2 separate regions of the Homo sapiens genome follow, and region 1 is linked to region 2. The links are chromatin loops, found by intact Hi-C in ENCODE. Cell type or tissue: GM12878. All regions are shown on one strand. Each heading gives the region's core, and the rest is flanking DNA. Links, peaks and the distances in the headings are about the cores only. Region 1 overlaps LOC124903193 (a long non-coding RNA gene). Region 2 holds the start of LOC124903192 (a long non-coding RNA gene).

Evidence for each region. Peaks named below come from ENCODE experiments on the same cell type or tissue, not always from the same donor. Only the 100,000 strongest peaks of a DNase experiment are listed, where the experiment ranks them.
Region 1: a loop joins it to region 2, with 2.5 times the contacts of the local background. A loop is called at or near these places in 51 of 110 quality-filtered maps.

The regions. Positions count from the first base shown.
Region 1 is chr13:95,371,534-95,387,280 of GRCh38, reverse strand. All of the region lies in intron 1 of LOC124903193 (a long non-coding RNA gene), which reads left to right. Among named protein-coding and RNA genes, the nearest start is that of ABCC4, 78 kb to the right of the region's middle. RefSeq lists silencers at 635-754, 6,509-6,558 and an enhancer at 6,179-6,228. In GM12878, for the core only: a CTCF peak has its summit at 6,406 (motif pointing right); a DNase peak (open chromatin) is centred at 6,440.
Region 2 is chr13:95,271,912-95,287,658 of GRCh38, reverse strand. All of the region lies in intron 1 of ABCC4 (ATP binding cassette subfamily C member 4 (PEL blood group)), which reads left to right. LOC124903192 (a long non-coding RNA gene) reads right to left here and starts at 9,570. Exons shown (of 2, transcript XR_007063838.1): 1 at 9,497-9,570; 2 at 6,225-8,730. RefSeq lists an enhancer at 5,405-5,454 and a silencer at 12,976-13,075. In GM12878, for the core only: no CTCF peak of the experiment used is centred there; a DNase peak (open chromatin) is centred at 6,589; H3K4me3 peaks cover 557 bases; H3K27ac peaks cover 3,119 bases.

The DNA.
Region 1 (15,747 bases), core at 3,109-11,108, 100 kb before region 2:
TTGATGACATTATGTTAAGTGAAATAAGCCAGTCACAAAAGGACAAATACTGGATGATTCTACTCACATGAGGTACCTAAGAGTAATCAAATTCATAGAGACAAAAAAATTATATATATATATATAATTGACATGAAGTGTCACTCTTGTTGCCCAGGCTGGAGTGCAATCATGCGATCTTGGCTCACTGCAACCTCTGCCTCCTGGTTCAAGTGATTCTCCTGCCTCAGCCTGCCAAGTAGCTGGGATTACAGGTGCCTACCATAATGCCCGGCTAATTTTTTGTATTTTTAGTAGAGATGGGGTTTTACCATTTTGGCCAGGCTGGTCTCGAACTTCTGGCCTCAAGTGATCCACCCACCTCAGCCTCCCAAAGTGCTGGGATTAAAGGTGTGAGCCACCATGCCTGACCAATAAAATACATTTTTAAAAAGGAAGAAAAATAAGAACTTGATGCAAGGATCACATGGGAACGTGCCAAAGACATTGCTAGTAGCTGCAGCAAAATGCCTCCCACACCGAGAATGGAGAAAAGAGACTCCTACAAACCTCACCAAGGGCTGTTCCTGACTTTGGGGAATGTATCCTACTCACCCATTTATGACCACCTTTTTCCTACAGAGATGTAAGCACCTGATGAGTTCTTCCTGCCCACTGCACAGACAGATCAACCCACTGAGACTGAGGCATTGCAGTAAAGAGTTTAATTGACATGAAGCCAGCACACATGTGAGAACTGGAGTTATTACTCAAATCTGTCTCTCCTCCCTCCCAGCGCCTACCAAAGGTTCAGGTGTTAGAGGTTCTTTTTTTTTTTTTTTTGAGATGGAGTCTCCCTCTGTCGCCCAGGCTGGAGTATAGTGGTACAATCTTGGCTCACTGCAAACTCTGCCTCCCGAGTTCAAGCAATTCTCCTGTCTCAGCCTCTCGAGTAGCTGAGATCACAGGCATGTGCCACCACACCCAGCTGATTTTTGTATTTTTAGTAGAGACGGGTTTTGCCATGTTGACCAGGCTGGTCTCAAACTCCTGACCATAAGTGATCCACCTGTCTTGGCCTCCCAAAGTGCTGGGATTACAGGCATGAGCCACCTCACCCAGCCTAGAGGTTCTTATAGACAATTTAGTGGGCAGAGGGCTAGGGAATGGGCACTGATGATTGGTTGGGGATGAAATCATAGGGGTGTAGGAAAGGGTCCTCATGTGCCAAGTCTACCTCTGGATGGGGCCAGTCACAAAAGGACAAATACTGGATGATTCTACTCACATGCTGAGTCATGACTCACAAGTCTGGGTGGGGTCAGTCTGAAAAACATCTCACAAAAACCCAATCTTAGGTTCTGCAATAATGAAGTTATTTATAGGAGAAATTGAGAAGGTCACCAATCTTGACCCTCTGGCCACATGCCCCTGGAACAGCAAAGGATTATAAAAAGTCCTCCTATCGTGTGACCTCTGGCCATGACCTGAGCAGTAAGGGCTTACAGAAACCACACTTATTTTAGGACCTCTTGTTAGTCTTACAAAGGTGGTTTCAGCCCTGAAAACAGGGAGAGGATTCATTTTAGAGTGGACTGTCATCATCCTTGTTTCAAAGTTAAACTATAAACTAAATTCCTCCCAAAGTTGGCTTAGCCTACACCCAGGAATGCCCAAAGACAGCCTGAAGGTCAGAAGCAAGATGGAGTCAACCATGTCAGATTTGCTCACTGTCATAATTTTGCAAGGGTGGTTTCAGAGATACAGCAAATTCCTCATTGCCTTCCCCAGAAGATCGAGGCTGAGGCCAGCAGAAGATCACCATGCCTCTGCAACCAGCCTCCTGATGTTTGAGTGGACTTATGCCTAAGAGTGGGAGACAATGATGGAGAGAGTTTGAATGAGAGCTCCCAAGCCTCCTAGCAGATCCTCCCCTGTCCACTTCTGCCATCATCTCCGCCCTTCTCTTCCCATCTGCCCTTGTATCCTGCCCGTGGGCTTCAAATGGATTCAGGACTTCTCCAGAGTTCTACCACAGACTCAAAATCATTCTGAAGTGAACTTATACGTGGTTTAAAAGTATGTTTCTTGATATTTGAGCAGCTTTACCCATAAGAGCAAGTGAAGGAGGGGAGGGGACAGAAATGGGATGAGGGTCAGAGGTATTGATTTGTTACTTCTCTCTGCTTTTAAATTGGGGTATGGGGCATGGAACATGATGCAAAAACAATCATCATAGCGTTTTTGCCAGAACCAGGCCCCCTAAAATTGTGACAGGTAGGAAAAGTTGCCATGACCACCCCTCCCAATGCTCTAGGCCTCCCTTAAAATTAGTTTTAATTGTTTGGTTTTAAATGTTGGATAGATGCCAGGCACGGTGACTCACACCTGTAATCCCAGCACTTTGGGAGACCGAGGAGGGTGGTTCAACTGAGGTCAGGAGTTCAAGACCAGCCTGACCAACATGGAGAAAACCCTGTCTGTACTAGAAATACAAAATTAGCCAGCGTGGTGGTGCACATCTGTAATCCCAGCTACTGAGGAGGCTGAGGCAGGAGAATCGCTTGAACCTGGGAGGTGGGGGTTGCGGTGAGCCGAGATTGCGCCATTGCGCTCCAGCCTGGACAACAAGAGCGAAACGCCATCTCAAAAAAAAAAAAAAAAAAAAAATTATGTCTTGGGCTGCTTTTGGTTAGAAGGGAAATTCCAGTGAGGACTCTGTTGCCCTCACTATCTGCCCAAATAATTTCTTTCTACCTCCGGCATAATTATGTTTATCATGATTTATTGTCATTTTAAATCTTATTTGACCTGGGAGCCCCTGCTTTTCTTCACTTCTGGAACATGCTCAATTTCTCTTCAAAAATTACCATTTTAGGTTGGGTGCGATGGCTCACATCTGTAATCCCAGCATTTTGGGAGTCCGAGGCGGGCAGATCACCTGAGGTCATGAGTTTGAGACCAGCCTGGCCAACATGGCAAAACCTTGTCACTAATAAAAATACAAAAATTAGCCAGGCATGGTAGCAGGTGCCTGTAATCCCAGCTACTTGAGAGGCTGAGACAGGAGAATTGCTTGAGCCTGGGAGGCAGAGGTTACAGTGAGCCAAGACCGTGCCACTGCACTCCAGCCTGGACAACAGAGTGAGATTCCATATCAATAATAATAATAATAAAATAAAAGTAAAAAATACATTGTAATATATAATGAAATAATTATACAACTTAACATTATGTAGAATCAGTGGGACCCCTGAGCTTGTTTTCTTGCAACTAGACAGTCCTATCTGGGGGTGATGGGAGACAGGGACAGATCATCAGGCATTAGATTCTCATAAGGAGGGGGCAACCCAGATCCCTCACAAGCACAGTTTGCAATAGGGTTCGTGCTCCTATGAGAATTTAATGCCCTGCTGATCTGATAGGAGGCGGAGCTCAGGCAGTAATGAGAGTGATAGGGAGCAGCTGTAAATACAGATGAAGGTTCGCTTGCTAGCTCACCACCCACCTCCTGCTGTGCAGCCCAGTTCCTAACTGGCCAGTGGCCCAGGGGCTGGGATGCCTGGTGTACAGAACTCCAGCCCCAACATGCTAGAGAGGGTAACAGAGAGAGAAAGGGTGGGTTTAGGGCTAAGAGATACTAGATTACTAATTTTCCCTTCTCCTTTGACTATGCCATACCCTTCTACTCATATTTGAATCCCAATTTGCATCCTATAATAGTTTTGTGCTTTTTAAAAAGTTGTAGTAAATTATACAGCACATAAAATTTGCCATTGTAACCATTTATTCTTTTTAGCGATGAGGTCTCGCTATGTTGCCCGGGCTGGTCTGGATCCTCCTACCTCAGCCTCCAGAGTAGCTGGAATTATAGGTGCACATCACCACGCCCAGCTCATCTTAACCATTCTTAAATGTTCATGTTAGTGGCATTAAGTACATTCACATTGTTATACAACCATCACCACCATCCATCTCCAGAACTTTTTTATTTTCCCCAACTGAAACTCTGTACCCATTAAACAATAACTCAGTCTGTCTCTAGTTTATGTTAATTATTTTCTAGTTCAGTCATCATCCCACTGGAATATTCTTTTGTTTTTTGTTTTGTTTTGTTTTGTTTTTAAGACAGAGTCTCACTCTGTCACCCAGGCTAGAGTACGGTGGCACAATCTTGGCCCACTGTAGCCTCTGCCTCCCGGGCTCAGCCAATCCTCCCACCTCATCCTCCCTGAGTAGCTGAGACTACAGGCATGTGACACCACGCCTGACTAATTTTTGTGTTTTTAGTAGAGATGGGGTTTCACCATATTGGCCAAGCTGGTTTCAAACTCTTGGACTCAAGTGATGCGGGCTCCTTGGCCTCCCAAAGTGCTGAGATTACAGGCATGACCCACAACGCCCAGCCTGGAATATTCTTTTACCTAAAGAATAGATTATAAACTTAAACTCCATCAATAATTCTTATATAAATAATAAGTGTATAACAAGCAAAGTAGAAAATATGCATAGCTGCTACAGTCCTCATTTTTGTAACTGAGCATAAGGCTTTAGTTGATATTTATAATTTTTTCAACTACCAATTTTGTCTTCTCTTTGACCACAGCAAGGAACACAGCTAGCTGGGATTCTTTACCTTATGGTGTGACATAAACCTTCATTCTTGATGAATCAGAATCCTAGTCACTCAGGCTTCATTGAGTTGATGCAATAATTCTTTTAACTGTTACTACTGGACTTGGAGGTATTAAGAATCATTCAGAGGGCAGGCACGGTGGCTCATGCCTGTAATCCCAGTACTTTGGGAGGCTGAGGCAGGTGGATCACCTGAGGTCAGGAGTTTGAGACCAGCCTGACCAAGACGGTGAAACCCTGTCTCTACTAAAAATACAAAAATTATCTGGGCATGGTGGCGCACACTTATAATCCCAGCTACTCAGGAGTCTAAAGCAGGAGAATCACTTGAACCTGGGAGATGGAGGTTGCAGTGAGCCAAGATTGCTCAATTTTTTTTTGAGACTCTGTCTCAAAAAAAAAATCATTCAGAGAGGTTTTTGGACTTAGTCTTCCCTGCTCCACTATGTAGTAACAACTCTACGTCTTCTTGTAATTGGAATTAATTACTCCAGTCAGTAATTTGCCTCTTTCTTTGCATATTGGTTCAGTGACATAAAGAGTCCCAAATAGTTGGTTCACTTGGAACCAATAATGTGTCCCTTGGTGGAAGCATTCTTCTCTTGGAAATAAAGAATGACCCGTAAGGCCAGGCACAGTGGCCTTCACCTGTAATCCTAACACTTTGGGAGGTCAAGGCAGGAGGATTGCTTGAGTCCAGGAGTTTGAGACTAACGTAAGCAACATGGCGAGACCTTGTCTCTACAAAAAATTAAAAAATTAGCTGGGTATGATGATGTGTGCCTGTAGAGTCCCAGCTACTTGGGAGGCTGAGGTGGGAGGATCATCTGAGCCCAGAAATTTGAGTCTGTAGTGAGCCAAGATTGTGCCACTGCACTCCAGCCTGGGAGATAAAGTGAGACCTTGTCTCAAAAAAAGAAAAAAAAAGATGTAAAAAAACACAAAAATATTCAGGAGCAGGAAGCAAAACTTAGGACTACTAAATTTAACAGTGAGAGGAGCTATTCCAACTTGTACCACTTGATTCCTGGACCTGTATTCTGACTATGAGAGAAATATTATTTTGATTGCTGGTTCAAAGCACATGCCCCATCACATAGAACAGACTCCAACTAACGGGGTGTTTTCACCCTGGAAAAGGAGCCTAGTCTTCTCAGAAATGGGAGAGAAGCGTGATTCCACTTGCAATGGGTATTCAGGGCCTTTGGTGTTTCTCAAGATTTTTATATTCTTCCAAATCCACACAAATATCCCCAATTCTCAGCCAGCTGCAGTGGCTCACACTTGTAATCTCAACACTTTGAGAGGCGGAGGTGGGAGAATCGCTTAAGCCTAGGAGTTCTAGAGACCAGCTTGGGTAACACAGGGAGACTGTCTCTACAAAAAAAAAAAAAAAAGGAAAAAATGTTAAAAAAAAAAAATTGGCCAGGCGCTGTGGCTCACGTCTGTAATCCCAGCACTTTGGGAGGCCGAGGCGGGTGGATCATTTGAGGTCAGGAGTTTGAGACCAGCCTGACCAAGCTGGTAAAGTCTACTAAAAATACAAAAATTAGCTGGGCGTGGTGGCCCTCGCCTGTAATCCCAGTTACTTGGAAGGTTGAGACAAGAGAATCACTTGAACCAGGGAGACGGAGGTTGCAGTGAGCTGAGATCTCGCCACTGCACTCCAGCCTGAAAGAGCGAGACTCTGTCTCAAAAAAAAAAAAATTTCTCAAGGTCTCAGTTCTCAATTTATGCCCCAGTTTCCACATGAGAAAAAAGGGAGAAGCTGGCAGGAACCAGCAGGTGGCACCAAAGGAAACCTCTGGCTGCCCTCGCTGCTCATTAGCGTTAAGACACTCCCATCAGCCCATGACAGCTTACAAATGCCAGGGCAAGGACCCAAAAGTTACCGCCCTTTTCCTAGAAAGTTCTAAACAACGCTCTCCTCAATTTGCATTAACCCACTCCTTAATTTGCATATAGTCGAAAGTGGGCATAAATATAGTTCCCAACAGCCCGTACTCTGCAGAGGCTGGGGACACTGCCCATGAGTTATCCCTGCTCCACAAGGAACAAGACCATTCAATAAAAGATTGTCATCTGATACTACCGGCTTGCCCTTGAATTCTTTCCTGGAGGAAGCCAAGAACATTCCTAGGCTAAGCCCCAGTTTTGGGGGTTCCTTGTCCTGCATCAGCTTCTAAATCAGTTTATCATAATTCTGCAACCTCGGCCAGGCACAGCGGCTCACGCTTGTAATCCCAGCACTTTTGGGAGGCCGAGGAAGGTGGATCACCTGAGGTCAGGAGTTTGAGACCAGCCTAGCTAACATGCGAAACCCCATCTCTATTAAAACTACAAAAATTAGCTGGGTGTGGTGGCACGTGCCTGTAATCCCAGCTACTCAGGAAGCTGAGGCAGGAACCCAGGAGGCAGAGGTTGCAGTGAGCCCAGATTGTGCCATTACACTCCAGCCTGGGCGACAGAATGAGACTCTGTCTCAAAAATAAATAAATAAATAAAAATTTAAAAAAATTAATTCTGCAACCCAAACCACCAAAACTTGGGTCTTTATTAGTCCTATGGCTACCAGAAACCAGAGTTTGTTTGTTTGTTTGTTTTTGAGGTGGAATCTCGCACTGTCACCCAGGCTGGAGTGCAATGGCACCATCTCGGCTCACTGCAACCTCCGCCTCCCAGGTTCAAGCGACTCTCCTGCCTCAGCCTCCCGAGTAGCTGGGACTACAGGTGCCTGCCACCACACCCGGCTAATTTGTATTTTTTGTAGAGACGGGGTTTCACCATATTGGCCAGGCAGGTCTCGAACTCCTGACCTTGTCATCTGCCTGTCTCGGCTTCCCAAAATGCCAGGATTACAAGTGTGAGCCACTGCACCTGGCCGAACAAATTATTACTATTATTATTATTTTTTTTGAGATGGAGTTTCTCTCTGTTGCCCAGACTGGAGTGCAGTCATGCAATCTTAGCTCACTGCAGCCTCTGCCTCCCGGGTTCAAGAGACTCTTCTGCCTCTGCCTCCCGAGTAGCTGGGACTACAGGGGCATATCACCAAGCCTGGCTAATTTTTGTATTTTTTAGTAGAGATGGGGTTTCACCATGTTGGCCAGGGTGGTCTCGAACTCCTGACCTCAGGTGATCCACCTGCCTCGGCCTCCCAAAGTGCTGGGATTACAAGCATGAGTCACCGTGCCCGGCCGGTCATTTCTTTTTATACCATTCTGGTACCAAACACTGTATCAGTTAGTATCCAGTCCAGAAAAACCTGACGATATGTATTTCAAAAACCATTCTTCTGCACTGAATAATATTAAAATCCCAGGTTTCTTAAACACTGCAGCAGGCTGGTAGGAGAGTGTGTGTGAAGTTATTCCAAGAAGAGCAGGGCACACTGGACTTCTGGTTAATGGAATAGGTGGGTACTCCATTCTGGTTAACGGAGTAGTGTTTTGATGGAAAAACGAAAGTGGTGTGACTGTATTTGTACTTGGACTTGACACCTTCAACAACTTGCCTCCTATACTGGAGGCCCACTGAGTCAAGCTCTTTCATATAAATTACTCCTGCTCTTTTTGTCTCATCCAGCCTTTGGTGCCTGACACACATGCCTTTCAAGCATAGGAGCACTTGAAACAGGGAATTGGTTACAAAAAGGGTTAGGAGACCTATAGGAACAAATGGGGAAGGGTGGTGTCACCCTGCAGGCAGCTGCTACTGCTCCTGGGCTGGAGGAGCTTACAGGGACAGTTGTGTTATCCAGAGCCCCAAGCCTACAGCCAGGCTAGAGCTGCCCTTTATATTTACAGGGCAGGACACTTGGAGCCTGGGATTGCTCCCTGTTACTGATACCCAACAGCAACCCATGGCCCAGAACTCCTGCCAACACCTCTGCCAGAAACAGAATTGCACAACCTTCCTCCACTTTCTAATCTGGATGGATGCCTCTCATGGCATCCATCAGAATTCACCGGTCAGGTGAGTCTGAGACATATAGTTTGCATACTTTCAGCCTCAGTGGTAAAGGAAAGATTACAGCATGGCAGTTATGAGGCTGAATATCAACAATTTCTAGAATGCAAGGCAATTTAGGGCACGTCCCCATTTATTTTGTGTAGAGAAGGTGTGCAATGTGTAAATGGTTTACAATGGCAGTATATATTTTGGTTGAAAACATTGGATTTGTTAGGCCACTGTGGAGAGTTCTTGTGACAATACAGATTAGGATCTTGTAAAATGTTAATAATAAATTTTAGAAGTGTTAATAAGGCAGTCTGTAAAGCTGGCAATTTAGCCACTTTGCTGACAAATTAGCTGTTAATTTCTTTGGTGAGAAATAACCAGGCAAGTGCACAATTATGGGAGGGACTAAGTTAATGAGAAATATTACTTTCTGGAAGCACATTCACAAATTTTCTTTCCAAGAGTTGGTTAAAAAAAAAAAAAAAAAAAAGCTTGGCCGAGCACAGTGGCACACCTGTAATCCCAGCACTTTGGGAGGCCTAGGGAGAAAGATCGCTTGGGGCCAGGAGTTCAAGACCAGCCTGGCCAACATAACGAGATTCTGTCTCTACAAAAATAAAAAAAAACCTAGCTGGGCATTGTGGCTGGTGCCTGCAGTCCCTGTTATTCAGGAAGCTGAATGGGAGAGGATCACTTCACTTGAGCCCAGGAGTTAGAGGTTACAGCAAGCTGAGATCACACCACTGCACTATAGCCTGGGTGACAGAGAGAACTTGGCTCAAAAAAAAATATATTGTGCAGTTAGAGGAAACAGTATAAAAAAGAATAAAAATTCTGGGCACAGTGGCTCACACCTGTAATCCCATCACTTTGGGAGGCTGAGGCAGGTGGATTGCTTGAGTTTAGAAGTTTGAGACAAGCCTGGGCAAGATAGTAAGGCTCCGACTCTACAAAAAATACAAAAATTAGCCAGGCGTGGTGGTGCACACCTGTTGTCCCAGCTACTTGGGGGGCTGAGGCGGGAAGATTGCTAGAGTCTGGGAAGTTGAGGCTCCAGTGTGCCATTATTACACCACTGCACTCCAGCCTGAGCAACAGAGTGAGACCCTGTCTCAAAGAAAAGAACAAATAAATAAATAAAATAAAAATAAATTAATGAGATCAAAATGGAGCAAGAGTCATCTAATTTGGCAGGAAAGTCATCCTTAAACCAGGTTCCCAAAGATAATTTTATAAACGATTATGCCCTTCCTACTCTCTTCTTTTCCATTCCTGAATTACTTCATTTAGAATAATGGCTTCCAGCTCCATCCAAGATGCTACAAAAGACATATTATTCTTTTTTTATGTCTGAGTAGTATTCCATGTTGTATATATACCACATTTTCTTCATCTTTGGTCAATGGACACTTAGGTGGGTTCCATATTTTTGCAATTGTGAATTGTGCTGCAATAACATTACACATGCAGCTGTCTTTTTTATATAATGACTTCTTTTCTTTTAGGTAGATATCCAGTAGTGAGATGGCTGGATCAATCCCACGGATAGATTTACTTTTTCTTTTTTTATTTTATTCTCCTGGACTCCAAAGGCAGATAGATCTACTTTTATTTTTTAAGAAATCTGCCTTTTCTTTTCTTTTTTTTCTTGAGACAGAGTCTCTGTCTGTCTCCCAGGCTGGAGTGCAGTGGCGTGATCTTGGCTCACTGCAACCTCCACCTCCTGGGTCAAGCGATTCTCTTGTCTCAGCCTCCCAAGTAGCTCGGACTACAGGCGCATGCTCTCATGCCAGCTAATGTTTGTATTTTTAGTAGAGATGGGGTTTCACCATGCTGGCCAGGCTGGTCTCGAACTCCCGACCTCAAGTGATCCACCCAGCTCAGCCTCCCAAAATGCTGGGATTATAGGCATGAGCCATCATGCCCGACCACGTATTGTTTTCCATAGAGATTGTATTAATTGGCCGGGTGCAGTGGCTTACGTCTGTAATCCCAGCACTTTGGGAGGCCGAGGCGAGTGGATTGCCTGAGGTCGGGAGTTTGAGATCCCCCTGACCAACATGGAGAAACCCTGACTCTACTGAAAATATAAAATTAGCCGGGCGCCGGGCATGGTGGTGCATGCCTATAATCCCAGCTACTTGGGAGGCTGAGGCAGGAGAACTGCTTGAACCCGGGAAGCGGAGGTTGCGGTGAGCCGAGATCGTACCATTGCACTCTAGCCTGGGCAACAAGAGCAAAACTCTGTCTCAAAAAAAAAAAAAAAAAGAGAGAGAGATTGTATTAATTTACTTTCTCACTAACAGTGTATAAGCGTTCCCTTTTCACCACATTCATGCTAATATCTATTGTTTTTGGACTTCTTAATAATGGCTGTTCTTGCAGAAGGTGGTACCTCGTTGTGGTTTTAATTTGCATTTCTCTTATGATTAGTGATGTTGAGCATTTTTTCATATATTTGTTAGCCATTTGTATATCTTCTTTTGAGAAATATCTATTCACGTCTTTTACCCACTTTTTGATGGGATTACTTGTTTTTTTTCCTTGCTAATTTGTTTGAGTTCCTTGTAGATTCTGGATATTAGTCTTTTGTCAGATGTATAGTTTGCAAATATTTTCTCCCATTCTGTGGGTTATCTGTTTACTCTGGTGATTATTTCTTTTGTTGTATTAAAGCTTTTTAGTTTAGTAAGGTCTCATTTGTTTATTTTTTGTTTTGTTACGTTTGCTTTTGAGTCTTAGTCATTAATTCTTTGCATAGGTCAATGTTCAGAAGAGTTTTTCCTAGGCTTTTCTTCTGGAATTTTTATGGTTTCTGGTCTTAGATTTAAGTCTTTGATCCATCTTGAGTTGATTTGAGTTTATTTTTGTATAAAGTGAGAGACAGGGATCCAGTTTCATTCTTCTACATGTGGCTTACCAGTTTTCCCAGCACCATTTATTAAATAGGGTGTCCTTTCTGCAATTTATGTGTTTGTATGCTCTGTTGAAGATCAGCTGGTTGTAAGTATTTGGTTTTATTTCTGGGTTCTCTATTGTGTTCCATTGGTCTATATGTCTACTTTTATATCAGTACCATGCTGTTTTGGTAACTATAGCCTTGTAGTGTAATTTGAAGTCGAGTAATGTGATGCTTCCAGATTTGTTCTTTTTGCTTAGGATTTCTTTGCATTTGGGGTCTTTTTTGGTGTCATAGGAATTTTAGAATTGTTTTTTCTAATTCTGTGAAAAATGATATTGGTATTTTGATAGGAATTGCACTGAACCTGTAGATTGCTTTGGGCAGTACAGGCATTTTCATGATATTGGTTCTTACAATCCATGATCATGGGATGGGTTTCCATTTGTTTGTATCATCTATGATTTCTCTCAGCAGTGTTTCGTAGTTCTCCTTATAAATTGAAGATAACTTTCATTCATTCATTCAGCAAATATTTGTTAATCTTCTTTTATATACTAGGCTCTGCTGTAGATGGCAAACAAAACAAGGCAAAGTCATAGCTCCTACAGAACTCATGTTCTAGTGGAGAGATAGACAATAAAGAAGACGCACGGATAATTTCAGATAATAACTAGAGATCTGAAGAAAGTAAAATTGGGTGGTGAGTTTATGGATGTTGTAAGGTGTGAGATTGTTGTGGTCAGGGAAAGCTTCTCTCAGGAGATGACTTCATACCTGCAATCTGAATGAGAAGGAGGTAAGGATCTGGGTGAAGGGCCTTGCAGGTGTGCAGGTGGAAGAGACAGTGATTCCACAGGCTAGATGCCAGCATCAAGCTTGGCAAGAGTGGGAATGCAAAGAATGGAAAGGAGGCCCCAAGTGACTGAGGCCAATGGTAAATAACAGAGGGAGGCAGCAGGCTCCTGTGAGAAACGACTTCTCTATCCATACAATAGATTATGATTTTACCATAAAGAGAAATGAAGTACCGACACATGCTACAACATGGATGAAGCTTGAAAGCATTAGGCTAAGCAAAGAAGCCACACACAAAACACCCCATATTGTGTGATAGGAAATGTTCAGATTGGGAAAGTCTGTGGAGACAAAAAGTAGAGTAGTGGTCTCTTGGGGCTGAGGTGGAGGGATGCCTAGCAGGGAAGTGACTGTGGAAGGCAAGCAGTCTTTCTTTTAGAGGTGATAAAAATGTTTTAAAATGCACTGTGGAGCCAGGCACAGTGGCTAATGCCTGTAATCTTAACACTTTGGGAGGCCGAGGGGGCAGGATCCCTTGAGCCCAGGAATTCAAGACCAGCCTGGGCAACATAGGGATACCTTGTCTCTACAAAAAAAAAAAAAAAAACTCAATTAGCCAAGCATGGTGGCATGCACCTGTGGTTCCAACTACTTGGGAGACTGAGGCAGGAGAATCGCCTGTGCCCAGGAGGTCGAGGCTGCAGTGAGCTATGATCACACCACTGCACTTCAGCCTGCACAACAGAGTGAGATCCTGTCTCAACATAAATAAATAAAAGGACTGTAGTGATGGTTGTACGTATCAGTGAATATACTAAAAACCATTTAATTGTACACTTTAAAAGGGTAAATTGTGTGGTACGCGAATTATATCTCAATAAGGCTCTTAAAAAAAGAAGAAGAAACTACAACTAGATTCTCAACTTCTCCTACCTAGGGATGGAGACTGCAGGTCACCTCAAAAGTGACTGTGTGGATCCAAGTCCTCTGGGAAGCAGACATGAGGTAGAGTTAGAAGTGCAAGAGGCTGGGCATGGTGGCTCATGCCTGTAATCTGAGCACTTTGGGAGGCTGAGGCAGGCGGATCACAAGGTTAGGAGTTGGAGACCAGCCTGGCCAAAATGGTGAAACCCCGTCTCTACTAAAAATACCCTGCTGGGCGTGGTGGCTCACACCTGTAATCCCAGCACTTTGGGAGGCTGAGGCAGGTGGATCACGAGGTCAGGAGATCGAGACTACCCTGGCTAACACGGTGAAACCCAGTCTCTACTAAAAAATACAAAAAATTAGCTGGGCATGGTGGCGGACGCCTGTAGTCCCAGCTACTCAGGAGACTGAGGCAGGAGAATGACGTGAACCTGGGAGGCGGAGCTTATAGTGAGCCAAGATAGCGCCACTGCACTCCAGCCTGGGCAACAGAGCCAGACTCTGTCTCAGCCTCCTGCGTAGCTGGGATTACAGGTGCCCGCCACCATGCCTGGCTAATTTTTGTATTTTTAGTAGAGACGGAGTTTCACCATGTTGGCCAGGCTGATATTGAACTCCTGAACTCGTGATCCGCCTGCCTCGGCCTCCCGAAGTGAGCCACCATGCCTGACCCCTAACAATCTAAAAAATTACTTTAAATTTAGAAAAAGGGTGTTAGTAGAGGGTATTAAATATATATATAATTCTTTTTTTTTTGAGACGGAGTCTCACTCTGTCACCAGGCTGAGTAGCTGGGACTACAGGCACGTGCCACCACGCCCAGGTAATTATTTGTATTTTTAGTAGAGATGGGGTTTCATCATGTTGGCAGTGGATGGTCTCGATCTCTTGACCTCGTGATTTGCCCACCTTGGCCTCCCAAAGTGCTGGGATTACAGTCGTGAGCCACCATGCCCGGCAAACAAACAAACAAACAAACAAACAAAGAATTCTAAAGGAGAAGGTAAAACAAGGTACAGATCTGAAATTTAAGGTTAAAATAAACTGTGTGTGCGTACAATGTTTCATAACTTTTAAAAAGGACGCTTGCTGTCTTTCCGTGCTTATTTTTAAGGTCCCTTTACCAGATGACCTTAAATTCACTCAGTTTACAGTTTCCGGCTGAAGAAAGCTGCTCTTGGATGTTTTTGGTTTTCTCCTTAGTCATTTGGAAGAATACAAATTTTGCAGTTCAGGGGCCAGCACATTTTATTCTCAAAGCAATGCCACTGAGATTTGTGTTTGTAGCTAGACATGGGAGAAAGTAAAACCAGAAACATCAAATGACTTACCCAAGGTCAAGCCAGGATTTGAACCAGGCCTGGGCAGCTCAGCGCAGGGTCATCTATCCTTTTGCATGAGCAGCTTGGAGTAATGAATTCTGCCCAGCAAGGATGAGGCAATTGGCTGAACAAAGCAGATGGGCTCCCTCTTGGGCTGGAGAAAGCAGAAAGAGTTGGCTGGTTATTAGACAAGGAGGGCAGAAGTCATCCATGGCATGAGGCGGAAGTGTTGAGTAGCAAGCAAGCTGGGCAACCAGGGGCAAGTGAGAACCCCCCAGGGCTGCCTGGCCCCTGAATAGCCTCAGACATAGATGGCTCACCAGTCCCTGTCCCTGGGAGCCCTAAATAAATATCTTTCCCTTTGGTGGGGCTTGTTCATTGCATCCAAAATGCAAGGAGCTCATCTACTAAATTATGAGAAAGGACAGGAGAGGCTGGGCGCAGTGGCTCACACCTATAATCCCAGCACTTTGGGAGGCTGAGGTGGGCAGATCACTTGAGGTCAGGAGTTCAAGATCGGCCTGGACAACATGGTGAAACCCCATCTCTACTAGAAATACAAAAATTAGCCAGGCATGGTGGCAGGAGCCTGTAATCCCAACTACGTGGGAGACTGAGGTAGGAGAATCGCTTGAACCTGAGAGGCGGAGGTTGTAGTGAGCTGAGATCGTACCACTGCACTCCAGCCTGGGCGACAGAGTGAACCTCCGTCTCAAATAAATAAATAAATAAATAAATAAACAAACAAACAAACAAACAAAAATTAAAAAAAAAAATTAGCCGGGTGTGGTGGCAAGTGCCTGTAGTCTGAGCTACTCGGAAGGCTGAGGCAGGAGATTTGCTTGAACCCAGGAGGCAGAGGTTGCAGCGAGCTGAGACTGCGCCATTGCACTTCAGCCTGGGCGGCAGAGCGAAACTCCGTTTCAAAAAAAAGAAAAAGAATAAGAAAGAACAGGAGAAATATGGCAGAATATTAAGGAAGGGGGGAATCAACAATAGAGCTTAACTTGGAGCATGATGTGCTGAATATCATGTCTTTGGAGTGTACTTTGAGAAAATGCAAAACATGCTGGAATTTTTATCTGTGACACTCGTACAGATTATTACTCCTTAAAGAAATTCTTGGCCAGGCACAATGGATGGCTCATGCCTATAATCCCAGCTCTTTGGGAGGATGAGGTGGTAGGACCACTTGAGCCCAGGAGTTGGAGACCAGTGTGGGCAACA
Region 2 (15,747 bases), core at 3,509-11,508:
CTTCCTGATCCTCCCAAGTATCTGGGACTGGCTCCAAGAGGTGTATTTTAAGGAAAAAGTTTTTTTTTTTTTGAGACGAAGTCATGCCCTTCCACCCAGGCTGGAGTGCAATGGCGTGATCTTGGCTCACTGCAACTTCTACCTCCCAGATTCAAACGATTCTGCTGTCTCAGCCTCCTGAGTAGCTGGGATTACAGGTGCCTGCCACCATGCCCAGCTAATTTTTGTATTTTTAGTAGAGACGGGGTTTCACCATGTTGGCCAGGCTGGTCTTGAACTCCTGACCTCGTGATCTGCCCACCTTAGCCTCCCAAAGTGCTGGGATTAGAGGCGTGAGCCACCATCCCTGGCCAGTTCTCTTTTTTTGGAGACAGAGTTTTGCTCTGTTGCCCAGGCTGGAGTGCAGTGGCACAATCTTGGCTCACTGCAACCTTCTGGGTTCAAGTGATTCTCATGCCTCAGCCTCCCAGGTAGCTGAAACTATAGGCATGTGCTACCATACCGGGCTAATTTTTTGTATTTTATTAGAGATAGGTTTCACCATGTTGCCCAGGCTGGTTTCAAACTGCTGAGCTCAGCCAATCTGCCCACCTTGGCCTCCCAAAGTGCTAGAGTTACAGGCGTGAGCCATCGTGCCCGGTCAATGAAACAATAAAGTTCTATACACTTATTTTTCTTTTCTTTTCTTTTTTTTTTTTTTTTGAGACAGAGTTTCACTCTTGTTGCCCAGGCTAGAGTGCAATGGCATGGACTCAGCTCACTGCAACCTCTGCCTCGGGGTTCAAGCAATTCTCCTGCCTCAGCCTCCTGAGTAACTGGGATTACAGGCGTGTGCCACCACACCTGGCTAATTTTTGTATTTTTAGTAGACAAGGGGTTTCACCATGTTGGCCAGGCTGGTCTCGAACTCCTGACCTCAGGTGATCCACCTGCCTCAGCCTTCTAAAGTCCTGGGATTACAGGCGTGAGCCTCCGCGCCCGGCCTTATACACTAATTTTTCTCCCTCACCTCCAATCAAGCAGGGAAAGTGAATATGGAAGTAGGTCAGTGTATAATGTCCCATCTCTGGTGAATGGAGAAGTCACCTGTTTGTAAGTCCCCCCAGAAATGAAGATCTATTAAAAAAACAAAGGCCACAAAGGGAAATTTAATTCATACTCAGAAGTGGGCCACTATCTATGGAAGTACTTGGAAAATAATAAGGTGCGTTATTATTACATCTTTAAGAAGTTTTCCTGGGCTGGGCACTGTGGCTCATGCCTGTAATCTCAGCACTTTGGGAGGCCGAGGCAGGCGGATCACCTGAGGTCAGGAGTTGGAGATCAGCCTGGCCAACATAGTGGAACCCTGACTTTACTAAAAATACAAAAATTAGCTGAGTGTGGTGGTGGGCGCCTGTAATCCCAGCTTCTGGGGAGGCTGAGACAGGAGAATCGCTTGAACCTGGGAGGCGGAGGTTGCAGTGAGCCGAAATTGTGCCACTGCACTCCAGCCTGGGTGACAGAGTGAGACTCCGTCTCAAAAAAAAAAAAAAGTTTTTCTGGAAAGCAGTTTCACAGCAGAGCAACAAGGCTGAAATTGCCCCAGTCAGCCTTTGCTGGCTGACTTCCCTTTTTCCGTTAATAGCACCACCACACCCAGTAACTAAGGCTTGCGTCCTCAGTTATCTGCACGTAGGGAAGAGTCTGGTCAGTGATAAAAGGTAGTTGGTCAGTTGCCACGTCTTGACTGGAGGCACGCAATGATTCCAGATTCCAACCCAGTCAATACACTGCAGGCTTTATCTTTACAAGGCATAGCTCTGCTGCTTTCTGTTCCAGAACCTTTGGTGGCATCTTCTTTGGCATTTAATACTCTCCTTTTCCTGGTCCTAACTTAGCTTTCCTACATTCTCAGATATCCATTGTTCCTGGACAGTCAATATATGATGCCTTTCCCCTGATCACACCTTATATTTGCTGTCCTGTTCCCTTAGCTCATGTTATATACCCTGGCTAGAGTACCTACCTCTCAGCTCGGCTGCTAAAATTCTCCCTGAAAACCCATCCATTAACCAACTTCTAGTCCATTATTCAGAGGATATGGAACTGCTATTTATTTATTTATTTGAGATGGAGTCCCGCTCTGTTGCCCAGGCTGGAGTGTAGTAGTGTGATCTTGGCTCACTGCAACCTCTGCCTCCTGGGTTCAAGTGATTCTCCTGCCTCAGCCCCCAAAATAGCTGGGATTACAGGCACCCGCCACCATGCCCAGCTGATTGTTGTGTTTTAGTAGAGATGGGGTTTCACCATGTTGGTCAGGTTGGTCTTGAACTCCTGTCCTCAAGTGATCCTCCCGCCTCAGCCTCCCAATGTGCTGGGATTACAGGTGTAAGCTACCACGCCTGGCCCCTATTTATTTATTTATTTAAGAGACGGAGTCTCACTCTGTTGCCCAGGCTGGAGTACAGTGGTGTGATCTCAGCTCATTGCAGCCTCTACCTCCTGGGCTCAAGTGATTCTCTAATCACAGCCTTTTGAGTAGCTGGGATTGCAGGCATGTGCCACCATGTCTGGCTTACTTTTGTTTATTTTTTGTAGAGACGAGATCTCACTATGTTATCCAGGCTGGTCTCAAACTCCTGGACTCAAATGATTCTCCTTCCTCGGCCTCTCATTCTGCTAGGAATACAGACATGAGCCACCATGCCTGGCCTGGAACTACTGTATATTTAGACATTATAATTATGTACTGCTTCCTGTAGGCAGGGGGGCTATTCTAAGTACCTTACCAATAAATATTATTAAATACTAATAACAAACCTTTGGGGTGGGTACTATTATTTCCCACGGTCACACAGCCTTTGAGTGGCAGAGCCTAGGTTCAAACCAGGTAGGTAACTTAGCACAGAGTCCCTGCTCTCAGCTGCAGCGTCATGTACCTCTTGATTATAGGTGCTGGGAATACAGTGACCCTGGTCCCTGCCCTAAGGGGCTTATGTTCCAGTGGGAGTCAAACCATATACATTTTTGAGTCTCTGCTGTTTGCCAAGCACAGGGGACAGGGGTGTCTGCCGAAAAGGCCGTGTCATCTGTGTAGCTGCTAGACACTGTCAGTTCCCTGTGGGCAGTGTCCTTGCCTGTATATGTCCCAAGTACCTGACCTAGTCCTGGCACAAAGTGGCTCAGTTGGCTGGGCAAGGTGGCTCATGCCTATAATCCCAGCACTTTGGGAGGCTGAGGCAGGTGGATAGCTTGAGCCTAGGAGTTTGTGAACAGCCTGTGCAACATGGTGAAACTCTTGTCTCTACAAAAAATACAAAAATTAGCCAGTCATGGTGGTGCACACCTGTAGTAACAGTTACTCAGGAAGGCTGAGGTGGGAGGATCACCTGAGCCCAGGAGGTTGTGGCTGCAGTGACACATGATCGCACCCCTGCACTCCAGCCTGGACAACACAGTGAGACCCTGTCTCAAAAAAACCCCAAAAAACAACAACCAAAATCTCAAACAAAACCAAAACAAAAAACAAAAAACCTGCCTCCCAGGTTCAAGTAATTCTCCTGCCTCAGCCTCCCCAGTAGCTGGGATTACAGGCATACGACACATGCCACCACGCTCGGCTAATTTTTTTGTATTTTTAGTAGAGACGGGGTTTCTCTATGTTGGTCAGGCTGGTCTCGAACTCCCGACCTCAGATGATTTGCCTGCCTCGGCCTCCCAAAGTGCTGGGATTACAGGCGTGAGCCACTGCACCTGGCGCCACTCTTTTTTTTTTTTTGAGACGGAGTTTCGCTCTTGTTGCCCAGGCTGGAGTGCAATGACGAGATCTCGGCTCACGGCAACCTCTGCCTCCTGGGTTCAAGTGATTCTCCTGCCTCAGCCTCCCTAGTAGCTGGGATTACAGGTATGCACCACCACGCCCATAGAGACGGGGTTTCTCCATGTTGGCTAGGCTGGTCTTGAACTCCTGACCTCGGGTGATCCACCCACCTCGGCCTCCCAAAGTGCTGGGATTAGAGGTGTGAGCCACTGTGCCTGGCCCCCTCTCTTAATCTCTGCATTCTGCTGCCACTCAGCATGAGATGCTCTTCAGAAAAAATATCCTTCTGGCTGCAATATAAAGTTAGGGGAGGGCAGGAATGGAGGGAATGAGTTAGGAGCTAGCTACAGTCCTAGTTGCTTGGGAGGCTGAGATGGGGGCATTGCTTGAGCCCAGGAGTTCAAGGCTGCAGTGAGGTATCATTGCACCACTGCACTCCAGCCTGGGAGACAGCAAGACCCTGTCTCAAAAAAAAAAAAAAAAAAAAAAAAAAAACCACAGAAAAACTTCAAGGTGGCTCTAGGATTAGCAGCATCAGCAGCAGCCTGTGTTTTAATCAGTCCTCCAAGTGATTCTGATGCATGCTGATGTTTGAGACCCACTGCCACAGGACCAGTTTTTAAACTTTTTTTTTTTTTTTTGAGTTGGAGTCTTGCTCTGTTGCCCAGGCAGGAGTGCAGTGGCGCTATCTCAGCTCACTGCAGCCTCCGCCTCCCAGGTTCAAGCGATTCTCCTGCCCCAGCCTCCCAAGTAGCTGGGACTACAGGTGCGTGCCACCGCGCCAGGCTAATTTTTTGTATTTTTAGTAGAGATGGGGTTTCACTGTGTTGACCAGGATGGTCTTGATTCCTGACCTTGTGATCCACCTGCCTTGGGATCCCAAAGTGCTGGGATACAGGCTTGAGCCACTGTGCCTGGCCAGTTTTTAAACATTTTGATCACGTTCTACAAGTTTTACATATGTAATGACCAAGAGATATATTCTCTTTCTCTCTCTCACACATAACATATTTAACATACTTTAGGCTGGACACGGTGGCTCACACCTGTAATCCCAGCACTTTGGGAGGCCAAGGTGGGCAGATCACAAGGTCAGGAGTTTGAGAGCAGACTGGTCAACATGGTGAAACCCTGTCTCTACTAAAAATACAAAAATTAGCCAGGCATGATGGCGTGCACCTGTAATCCCAGCTACTCAGGAGGCTGAGGCAGGAGAATTGTTTGAACCCGGGAGGCAGAGGTTGCAGTGAGTCGAGATTGTGCCACTGCACTCCAGCCTGGGCGACAGAGCAAGACTCCTTCTCAAAAAAAATAAAAAATAAAAAAATAAAAGAAAAACATACTTTAGTAAAAGTTTCAAGAAACAGTGTCCTGTCTTAGGAAACATGTGACACACTGGTATTTTCGATTCTGTTTCATTAAACAAAGTGCTTTGAGACCTGTCAGAACCCCTGCTCTTGAGCAAATCAAGAAGGTTGCTGTGCTGCAAGGGTGCACTTCCAAAGCCACCTTCAGTGGGACTTTCCTGTCTTTGAAGAAGCCTTTCACTTCCAGAGCTTGACCCAGGGAGTCCTTGTTTCTCTAAGTCTGGACCTGCTCCTTTATCACCCATATTACGGGCTGAATTATGTCCCCCCAAAGTTCGCATGTTGGAGTCCTGATCTCTAGTACTTCAGAATGTGATTGTATTTGAAGACGGGGATTTTTTTTTTTTTTTTTTAAGATGGAGTCTCTCTCTGTTGCCCAGGCTGGAGTGCAGTGGCTCTGTTGTCCAGGCTGGAGTACAGTGGTGTGATCTCAGCCCACTGCAACCTCCACCCCTCCCAGGTTCAAGCAATTCTCCTGCCTCAGCCTGACGAGTAGCTGGGACTACCGGTGCGTGCTACCACATCCGGGTAATTTTTGTATTTTTAGTAGAGACGGGGTTTTGCCATGTTGGCCAGCCTGGTCTCGAACTCCTAACCTCAGGTGATCTGCCCTCCTTGGCCTCCCAAAGTGCTGGGATTACAGGTGTGAGCCATAGTGCCTGGCCTGATTGTGATTTTTTTTTTATGGCAGCCTGAGCAGACTATATTACAGCCCACAAGCCTCACAAAGATATTGCCTGGAGTTAGTGCCACTGGTTGTCATTTTCCAGAGCTGCTTTGTAGGGCAGTAATGTGTCCTCTGTTAGACTGAACTCGCCAAGGAGTTTGACCCTCTATTCCACCTGCTTATTATAGAACTACTCCCTCTTTTCCTCATATTTCTTGGGTTGAGTTTGGGTAAGATTACTAAAATTCTTCAGATGTGGAACCAATCTTCATAAACACTTCAGAATACTTTGCTTCCTTCTGAATTACTACAGACAAGCAGTCTGGGAGGTCCAAGTCTGTATAATTATTGTTCTTAACATTCTGTCACTCATTATTGTTGGTGTTCGTTTCTCAATGCCAGATGAGGTGTGTCTTGGGCAAAAGCCTGTCCAGTGTAAGCTGTTCTGTTCTTTCAGGCAGAATCACTCAGACTTATGCTCTCAACTTTCTCTCTCTCTTTTTTTTTTTTTTTTTTTTTTTTTGAGAGAGTCTCTGTCGCCCAGGAGTGCAGTGGTGTGATCTTGGCTCACTGCAACGTCCACCTCCCAGATTCAAGTGATTCCCCTGCCTCAGCCTCCCAAGTAGCTGGGATTACAGGCTTGCACCACCACACCCAGCTAATTTTTGTATTTTTAGTAGAGATGGGGTTTCACCATGTTGCCACAGTGCCTGGCCTGAACTTTCTCTTTTACAGCCACATGCAAATTACCTGAACTATCTGGCTTTTGGGAAAACCCTGTGCAAGTTCTTAGCATCCAGTATTAAAAGAAAAGAGATGGCTCTGTTCTCTTAGCAACTCAAAATCCTCTTCCTTCTCCCCCTTTAAAATATAATGTAGTCCTTGTTTTTCCTTAAAATAAATATTTTAAAGAGAAAATTGGTCCATTTGAAGAAGCCAAAATAGGATCTCTTCCCCTCTCCTTGTTGCTGTCTCTCTCGAGTGGATTTTGGTCATTTCTGCTAAGTTTGCCCAGAAAATAGGCTGAAGTCTGTGGAAGGGAAATTCCACAAAGCTGCCTCATGTCCACAGTTCCTCGGGAGGAATTCCTTTCCTGTAAGGAGGAGGCACATTTTCTGAGAGTCCCTTCCAGGAAGGATGAGGTGCAGCAGGAAGGAATCCCACAGAGAGCCGTCTCACAGACACAGAAAAGGGAAGGAATTGCCTTTGACTTCTGGGAATTGGATGGTTTTTTTTTTTTTTTTTTTTTTAATAGAAGGCAAAACAGCAAATGGCAGCTACTAGTGACTGACTATATCAGGTTTTGGAAAAGTGGGCAGTGAGGGTTTTGTTGATTGGATTGAACTCTGCTTGGCAAACCATAGATGACCCTGAGTAAGCCTTAGGCCTTTTTTTTTTTTTTTTTTGAGATGGAGTCTCACTCTGTCACCCAGGCTGGAGTGCAGTGTCATGATCTTGGCGTACCACAACCTCTGCCTCCTGGGTTCAAGTGATCCTCCTACCTCAGCCTCCTGAGTAGCTGGGATTACAGGCACCTGCCACCACACCTGGTTAATTTTTTGTATTGTTAGTAGAGATGGGGTTTCACTATGTTGGTCAGGGTGGTCTCGAACTCCTGATTACAAGTGATTCACCTGCCTTGGCCTCCCGAGCCTTAGCCCTTTTGATTCCCTGACATCAAATGCTACTTCTCTTGGATAGTTATACTGTGAGAAGTTGGTGACGGGCAAAACGGGAGCCCAGGCCAGTGTCAGAAACTCACCCAGAGTCGCAGGGACAAAGCTGTTGTGTGGGTTCTTCCCTGTGAGAATCTTAAGGATGGAAATGGTGAGCACAAACCTTGGCATTTAAGGACCGACAATGCTGAGATGTTGTGGTGGGTCCTTGAGTAGGGCTCAAGTGTCCTTCCAGGGTGGTGGTCCCAGGGAATTGGGCCAGAAACAAGGCCACCCAGTCTCAGCTCTGTTGTTCCTGGGGGGCCCTGTGGCTCCAGGAGCTCGTGAACATGGCGAACCCCACTTCCCCATCCCCTTTCTGCCTTCTCTTCTGTTCTCTTGACAGTCTCTGTTTTCTACCCACTGGGGTCAGCAAATCAGCCCCTTTTACCGGTTTCCACAAAAATCCACAAAAAGCACTGTGAGGACTTGGGGATTTCTTGAAGATTTGGGTTGAGGTATTTCAGGAGGGCCTTGCCTCGCCCCTTTCCACTCCATCTTCCTCTCTGCTCCCCACTTCTCTGGAATAAGAGGTACTGCCCTCCTTATTTCAGCGCTGTCATTCTGATCACTCTAGGACCGGTTGAGACTTTTTCGTGAACAGTTTCCTACCTTTTTAGGCAACCATCTGTAAGACAAGGTAGAATGCTACCATAACCATGATTAACATTTGCAAACACTCTGCCACAGTGCAGCCACTTTCTTTGTCTCCAGCTGAAGAAATTGAGGTGCACAGAGGTTAAATTTGATGCTCAAAGCAATACAACTAGAAAATATAGGAGGCTGGGCTGCCTGATTGATTCCCAGCTTAGAGATTGAAAGTCACATGCGAAGCGCTTTAGCAGATAGAGAAGGGGGAGTCATACTCCAGTGTGCATTTTAGTTTGTGCTTTTCTGTCCTTGAATTAAGAAGTGTGACGTGTGCCTCCAACAGCATAGCATGCTACAGAAATGGATTTCTTTTCCTGGGGTTGATAATCTGCTGGCCAAATCTTTATCTCTGTAGTATCCTGTGTTTCCTGGTGCATTTTAGCATTTGGTTAAATTGTAGGGAAAAGGGTTTGTGTTCTTTATATCTGGATTGTCTATTAGATCACGTTTTTTTGTGTTGTTATTTGCGTCTTTTTTTTTCCTGGAAGGAAGTGATTGGCTGTAACAGTTTCTCTCCCACTCCGGTCTCTGAGGAAGGAAAAAAAAAATACCTTGGTTTCATATGAAATTAGACTAATAGAATTTCTAATTATCTGAGTTCATTGAGTTGTTGTCAGTCTGTGTTTTTTTTTTTTTTTTTTTTTTTTTTTCCGAGACAGGGTCTTGCTCTGTCTCTCAGGCTGGAGTATAAGTGGTGCGATCATAGCTCACTGCAGCCTCAACCTCCCTGTGCTCGGGCTCAGGTGATCCTCCCACCTCAGCTTCCTGAGTAGCTGGGACTATAGGCATGCACCACCATGCCTGGCTAATTTTTGTTTTTGTTTTGTAGAGGCAGGGTTTTACCATGTTGCACAGGCTGCTTTCAAACTCCCTGGCTCATGCAATCCACCCACCTCAGCCTCCCAATGTGTTGGGATTATAGGCGTGAGCCACCGCCCCTTGCCTCTCTGTCTGGGCTTGGTCCTCCTGGGAACCTCTGCCTTGATCACCCATCTAGAAGAATGGAGGACCTCTGCCGTTTCAGTCATCCTTTTCACCTGTACCAGTTGGCCCAGGAGAATCCTGGTTTATATCCCTTATCACACTGCCACTATTAAGCTCCCCCTTTCACTCCTAAGAGTATCCCAGGTTAGATGATATGACCATGAATGGAGCTGAAGTTCATATTATACATAATATGAAGTATACATAAGGTATACGGGCCCTCTAAAGCCATGGGGCATAAGCACAAACTGTGGGCACAGTGATGTAAATATTTGCTAAACTTTTATCCAAAGTAATGATTGGTAAAAACCTGGTAGCATCTCCACTTGAGCAGACATCTTCAGAAATAACCTGTAACCTGTGCTTTATACATAAGAACAATGGCATGCGGCGTTCTCTCCTCCGTCCCTGGGTTGACCGCGGTGGGGTAGGGGGTCAGACTTGCCTTCTCCAGTGGGGCAAGTCCCCTTGGTGGTGACTGTCCTGGCTGTTGTTCCAATCTGAGCTAGTTTCTTCATAAGTCAATTGAAGGTGCAGTATTACCCTGCAGGGTGGACCAAGGAATGTGTTAGCCATGCTTGCTGCCTTTCTCCAGGACCTGAAGCCCCGCCACCCTCTCCTGGGGTCCCTTTTTCTCTCCCTTCTGCGGGACACGTTTTGTGATCTCTGCGCAAACAGAGGCAACACACTTAGTCATTAAGGATTTTTCTGTAAGTGCATTAGCCTTAGGCTTCAGCACTTGCTGTTCTCTTTGCTTGGAACTTGTTGACCCTGCTCTTGTCACTGGGGGCTTTGTCCTCCTGGGAAACTCTGCCTTGACCACCCATCTAGAGTAAACGCCCCCATTCACTACCATGGCTCCCTACTTTCTTTGTGGATTTTTTTTTTTTTTTTGAGAAGTCTCACTCTTGTTGCCTAGGCTGGAGTGCAATGGCATGGTCCCAGCTCACTGCAACCTCCACCTCCTGGGTTCAGGCGATCCTCCTGCCTCAGGCTCCCAAATAACTGAGATTACAGGCGCCCGCCACCATGCCCGGCTAATTTTTGTATTTTTGGTAGAGACAAGGTTTCACCATGTTGGCCAGGCTGGTCTCGAACTCCTGAACTCAGGTGATCCACCCTCCTTGGCCTCCCAAAGTGCTTGGATTATAGGTGTGAGCCACTGTGCCTGGCCTTCTGTGTGGATCTTACTGTTACTCTGACCCCCTCTTTTTAGTGTGATTGCCTTTCCCTCTCCCCTCTCCCTTCCCCAATGTGAACTCTGTAAAAATGATCCTAGGTCTAGAACCTATAAGAGTGCCTGTTAGTGGTGGGTGCTTAAGAGTTAATTTGAATTAATGAGGTTAATAATTCTTGTTTCCCTATAGTCCTGTTGTTGAGATTCCTGGTTAGAAAAAAAAGTGAGTTGTGGGTTGTATACTTTGTTTATTTATTTATTGTATTTATTTATTTTTGAGACTGAGTCTCGCTCTGTCGCCCAGTCTGGAGTGCAGTGGTGCGACTTCGGCTAACTCCAACTTTTGCCTCCCGGATTCAAGCGATTCTCCTGCCTCAGCCTCCTAAGTAGCTGGGACTACAGGCGTGTGCCACCACACTCGGTTAATGTTTGTGCTTTTAGTAGAGACAGAGTTTCACCATGTTGGCCAGGCTGGTCTCGGACTCCTGGCCTCAGGTGATCTGCCTGCCTTGGCTTCCCAAAGTGTTGGGATTACAGGCGTGAGCCACTGCGGCTGGCCCGTGGGTTGTATCCTTTTTTATTAATAAAGGCATCTCTATATGCTGTGGTTTGAGAGGGGTTGAAGGCTACTTCCCATGGGAATGAGTGAGGAAGAGCCTATTGCACTCTGGTGTCTTTGAGGGAAAGAGAGGCGGGTGGCTGCCTTCTCTGCTCTTGGGTTCCACAGCTGGGGATTGGGAGGTTACTCTTTTATCAATTGGTTTTTTCTTTTTTTCTTTTTTTTTTTTTGAGGCAGGGTCTCACTCTGTCGCCTAGGCTAGTGTGCAGTGGTATGATCACAGCTTATTGCAGCTTCGTTCACTTTTTTTTTTTTTTTTTTTGGAGATGGGTCCTGTACTGTCTCCCAGGCTCGAGTGCAGTGGTGAGATCATGGCTCACTGCAGCCTTGACTTCCTGGGCTTAAGTGATCCTCCCACTTCAGCCTCTGGAATAGCTGGGACCACAGGCGTGTTCCACCATGCCTAGCTAATAAAACAATTTTTTTGTAGGGACTAGGTCTTGCCATGTTGCCCAGGCTGGTCTCAAACTCCTGGGCTTGAGCAATCCTCCTGCCTTGGCCCCTCAAAGCAGTGAGATTATAGGCATGAACCATTGTGCTCAGCCCTGAGATTTGTTTTAAAAAGTGCCCTGAGATTCACTATGGAGTATTCCCTCTTGATTTATTTCCTACCAAGTAAGCCCTTTAACAGACCATGTATGGCAGCTTTTTGAAGAATGTTTTAGGTCTTTCTAAATATGCAGCTATTCAGGCTAAGGATTGGCATGTTTGTAATTGACCTAATGATTCAAAGAATGGACTGGTTCAGCTGGAATTTTCCTAAAATCTATCCCATTGACAGAGTATTGCACAATTAGAAAAGTGTATGATTTATAATTAGCGTACCCACTTTAACTCTGAATAACAGGCATAAAGGTTATTATATTTTGAATCAGTGTTAACAGTTTTAGACAGCTGTTCTTTGTTACTTGATTTTTTTTTTTTTTTGAGACAGAAACTTACTCTGTCACCCAGGCTGGAGTGCAGTACAGAGATTTCTGCCCACTGCAGCCTGTATTTTGAGGCACAGTTGTTTTTGCTCATTAGAGTGCTGCTGAGAGAGTTGATTTCCTAGTTCTAGAGTCACCGCCAAGAGTCCTAAACATTTTCCTATAAGAGAGATGGTAAGGATGGTTACAAAGAAGTAGGCCTGATTTGGTGTAGAAAATTGGTTTCATGTTCAAAGCCAACAAGGGGATGGGGGAGTTTTGGATCAGACCTTTGATTCTGGCGCAGAGCCACAAGGGCTTTGTGTGTTTTGTTTACAGAGCTTAAGCAATCTCAGTTATTAGCTTGCGGATAATTACCAGAAATGTGAACTTAAATCTGTGCTTATTTATTTAACTCCTTGCCTTTTCTCCTAAGAATGTAGGGTGGTGGCATTATAAAAATTAAAGAAAAAGCAAGGCTCCACCACTTTCATGGTGATTCTACTTTACCTGCAGTAAAATCACAGCATGATGGCCAAATTGCCCTTCCTCTCCAAACTTCATACCATTTACTATAAAATAATTTGGATCATAGGGTGATGTAGGCCTGGGGCTGAAGTCTGTGTCAGAATGTTCCTGTGGAGGTTTATATGTTAAAAATTAAAATGAAAACCTGTTTTATTTTATTTTTTGAGACGGAGTCTTGCTCTGTTGCCCAGGCTGGAGTGCAGTGGCACAATCTCGGCTCACTGCAACCTCTGCCTCCCGGGTTCAAGTGATTATCCTGCTTCAGCCTCCTGAGTAGCTGGGATTACAGGCACCCACCACCACACCTGGCTAATTTTTGTGTTTTTAGTAGAGACAGGGTTGTACCATGTTGGCCAGGCTGGTCTCGAACTCCTGACGTCAAGTGATCCGCCTGCCTCGGCCTCCCAAAGTGCTGGGATTACAGGCATAAGCCACCATGCCTGGCTTATTCTATGTTGTTTTTTGTGATGGTCAGTGAGATGTGGCCACAGGAGGAGGCAGAGGAGGTGCTCAGGAAGGCCAAGGTTATTATACTCACAGGTCTTAGAGACGGGAAGCATGTCATGCCCTGCAGGGCCACATGGGGAAGCATCAGTCTTGGTCCCCCCTGTAGGAGCCTGAAGGGGCAGGAGTGAGGGGAGAGCCTGGGCCATGGTCTTTCTTGAGCTTTCAGGGACAGGGCAGGGGAGTGCATGTGAACAGTTTAGAATTGGCTAGTTTGAATAATTTTGGCAGGCTGTAAGCTACAGGCATGGTTTCTAGTTGCTTGTTATCAGGCTCTGGCATGATATAGGTGAAGAAATACTGCTTCCTGGGGTGGACAGGCTAGATAAAGACGGCATAGCTCTGGGTTGGTTGGTTTGCATATCAGAGCTGTGCTCCTGGCTGGGCCCTTCTGGTTCTAAGAACTGGCCAGCTCTGGGAAGGACAGTCTCTCCCCAGCCAGAGAGGTTTCCAAAACGTCAAGACATCATAGTATGCACAAAGTAAAAAATATAAACAGTACAAAGGCCCTGAACAGGGTCACCCTGCTGTATGAGAAATCTACTGGCCTGGCTGAAGGGGAAAGTTGCTTGGGCAGAACAGTGAAAAGCTAAAGCAGGCTTGTTAGTTGTATGAGTCTGTTTTCACGCTGCTGATAAAGACATACCTGAGACTGGGCAATTTACAAAAGAAGAGGTTTAGTGGACTTACAGTTCCATGTGGCTGGGGAGACCTCACAATCATGACAGAAGGCACGGAGGAGAAAGTCACGTGGATGGCAGCAGGCAAAGAGAGAGCTTGTGCAGGCAAACTCTTATTTTTAAAAGCATCAGATATCGCGTGAACCCCGGGGGGCGGAGCCTGCAGTGAGCCTAGATCGCGCCACTGCATTCCAGCCTGGGCAACAGCAAGACTCCGTCTCAAAAAAAAAAAAAAAAAAACAAACCAAAAAAAAAACCCATCAGATCTCGTGAGACTTATCCACTATCACAAGAACAGCACAGGAAAGACCCGCCCCCATGATTCAATTATCTCCCATTGGATCCCTCCCACAACATGTGGGAACTGTGGGAGCTACAAGATGAGATTTGGGTGGGGACACAGAGCCATATCAGTAGTGTAAACCTGGAGCCAGCAGGAAGAGGCATTTGACAGAGCAGGAGGGTCCATGGTGCTCAGTCAAAGTCTTAGGACAAATAGTCCCCATGGAACAGAAGGCAATGCACCTGGCCTTGTTGCGTTTAATTTTAACTTTGCTGTATTTTCAATGATCTGCTCCTCCAGGGAACTGGTGGCACACCCTGAGTCTGCTAGGTGGGCTAAAGACTCACAACCTGAGGGAAGGGGCCAGGAAAGAAAGGAAGCCATGGCCTAGAGGGTGTTATTTGGGACCCCACGCCCATCCAGGCCGACAGAGCTGCGGTAAGGCTGAGCAAAACACACTCGCACCTGAACCTCACTCTGACGTTGTGGGAGGCCCTACCTTGTCAAAGCTGAAAGAAACGTCAGGAAAAGAAAATGCCCCCAAATAATTGTAACACATGTGCTATTGGTTTGGCGACTTTGGTAAAAGGTTTGGAAGTTTCAGGGAACATTCCAGATAAGCAGGGACCATCTTCTTCATAAATTGCTCTTTGAATTAGGATAAAAAAAATCAATTGCCATAGATAAAATTTCTGGGATTTTTATGAGCCCAACCTGTTTTCCAGGTTAATTATGCCTAAATATCTGTTTGTTTTCTTTCTTGTCATATAAAGTCATTGGGGTCCTGTAGGGGGTGTGTGTGTGTGTGTATGATTTTGTGTTAGGTAGCAGGTGTTTAGGTTTGTCCAGCACATGTTTATTTTATTTTTTTATTTTTTTATTTTTTGAGACGGAGTCTCGCTCTGTCACCCAGGCTGGAGTGCAATGGTGACATCTTGGCTCACTGCAACCTCTGCCTCCCGGGTTCAAGCGATTCCCCTGTCTCAGCCTCTCGAGTAGCGGGGATTACAGGCATGCACCACCACACCTGGCTAATTTTTGGATTTTTAGTAGAGACAGGGTTTCACCATGTTGGCCAGGCTGGTCTCAAACTCCTGACCTCAGGTGATCCACCTGCCTTGGCCTCCCAAAGTGCTGGGATTACAGGCGTGAGCCACCGTGCCCGGCCCCACATGTTTAGTACTAGATGCTAAAATCAATCTGTGGCCTTGTGGAGTTTATAATCCACTGAATTAATTTAGATTAATTCACAGGATTAATTTAGATTTCATGTTTGAATATGAAATTTGTGGTCATTTAAACAGAAACTGGGCTGGAAAGTACTTTTTTCTCTGTCTGTGAAAGGTTTTTTTAGGGCAAATGAACAGTATAAATTAGATTGCTTAGAGAATGTTGTAAACACATTTTACCACAGACACTTTATGTGCACAAAGAGGCTTGGCGTGTTGGCTCACACCTGTAATCCCACACTTTGGGAGGCCAAGTGGATCACCTGAGGTCAGGAGTTTGAGACCAGCCTGGCCAACGTGGTGAAACGCTATCTCTAGTAAAAATACAAAAAATTAGCCGGGTGTGCTGGCGGGTGCCTGTAATCCCAGCTACTCAGGAGGCTGAGGCAGGAGAATCACTTGAACCTAGGAGGTGGAGGTTGCAGTGAGCCGAGATCGTGCCATTGCACCCCAGCCTGGGCAACAAGAGCGAAAGTTCGTCTCAAAAAAAAAAAAATATGTGCTTAAAGAACATGCTGGAGCATTTCCTCTGAGGAAGTTATCTCAGGTACTAGAGATTAATCAGCCTGCACCTCTTTGTGTATATTCAATAATTTAGATTTTTTGTGAGTTCAAACTGGCTTTTTCTTAAAG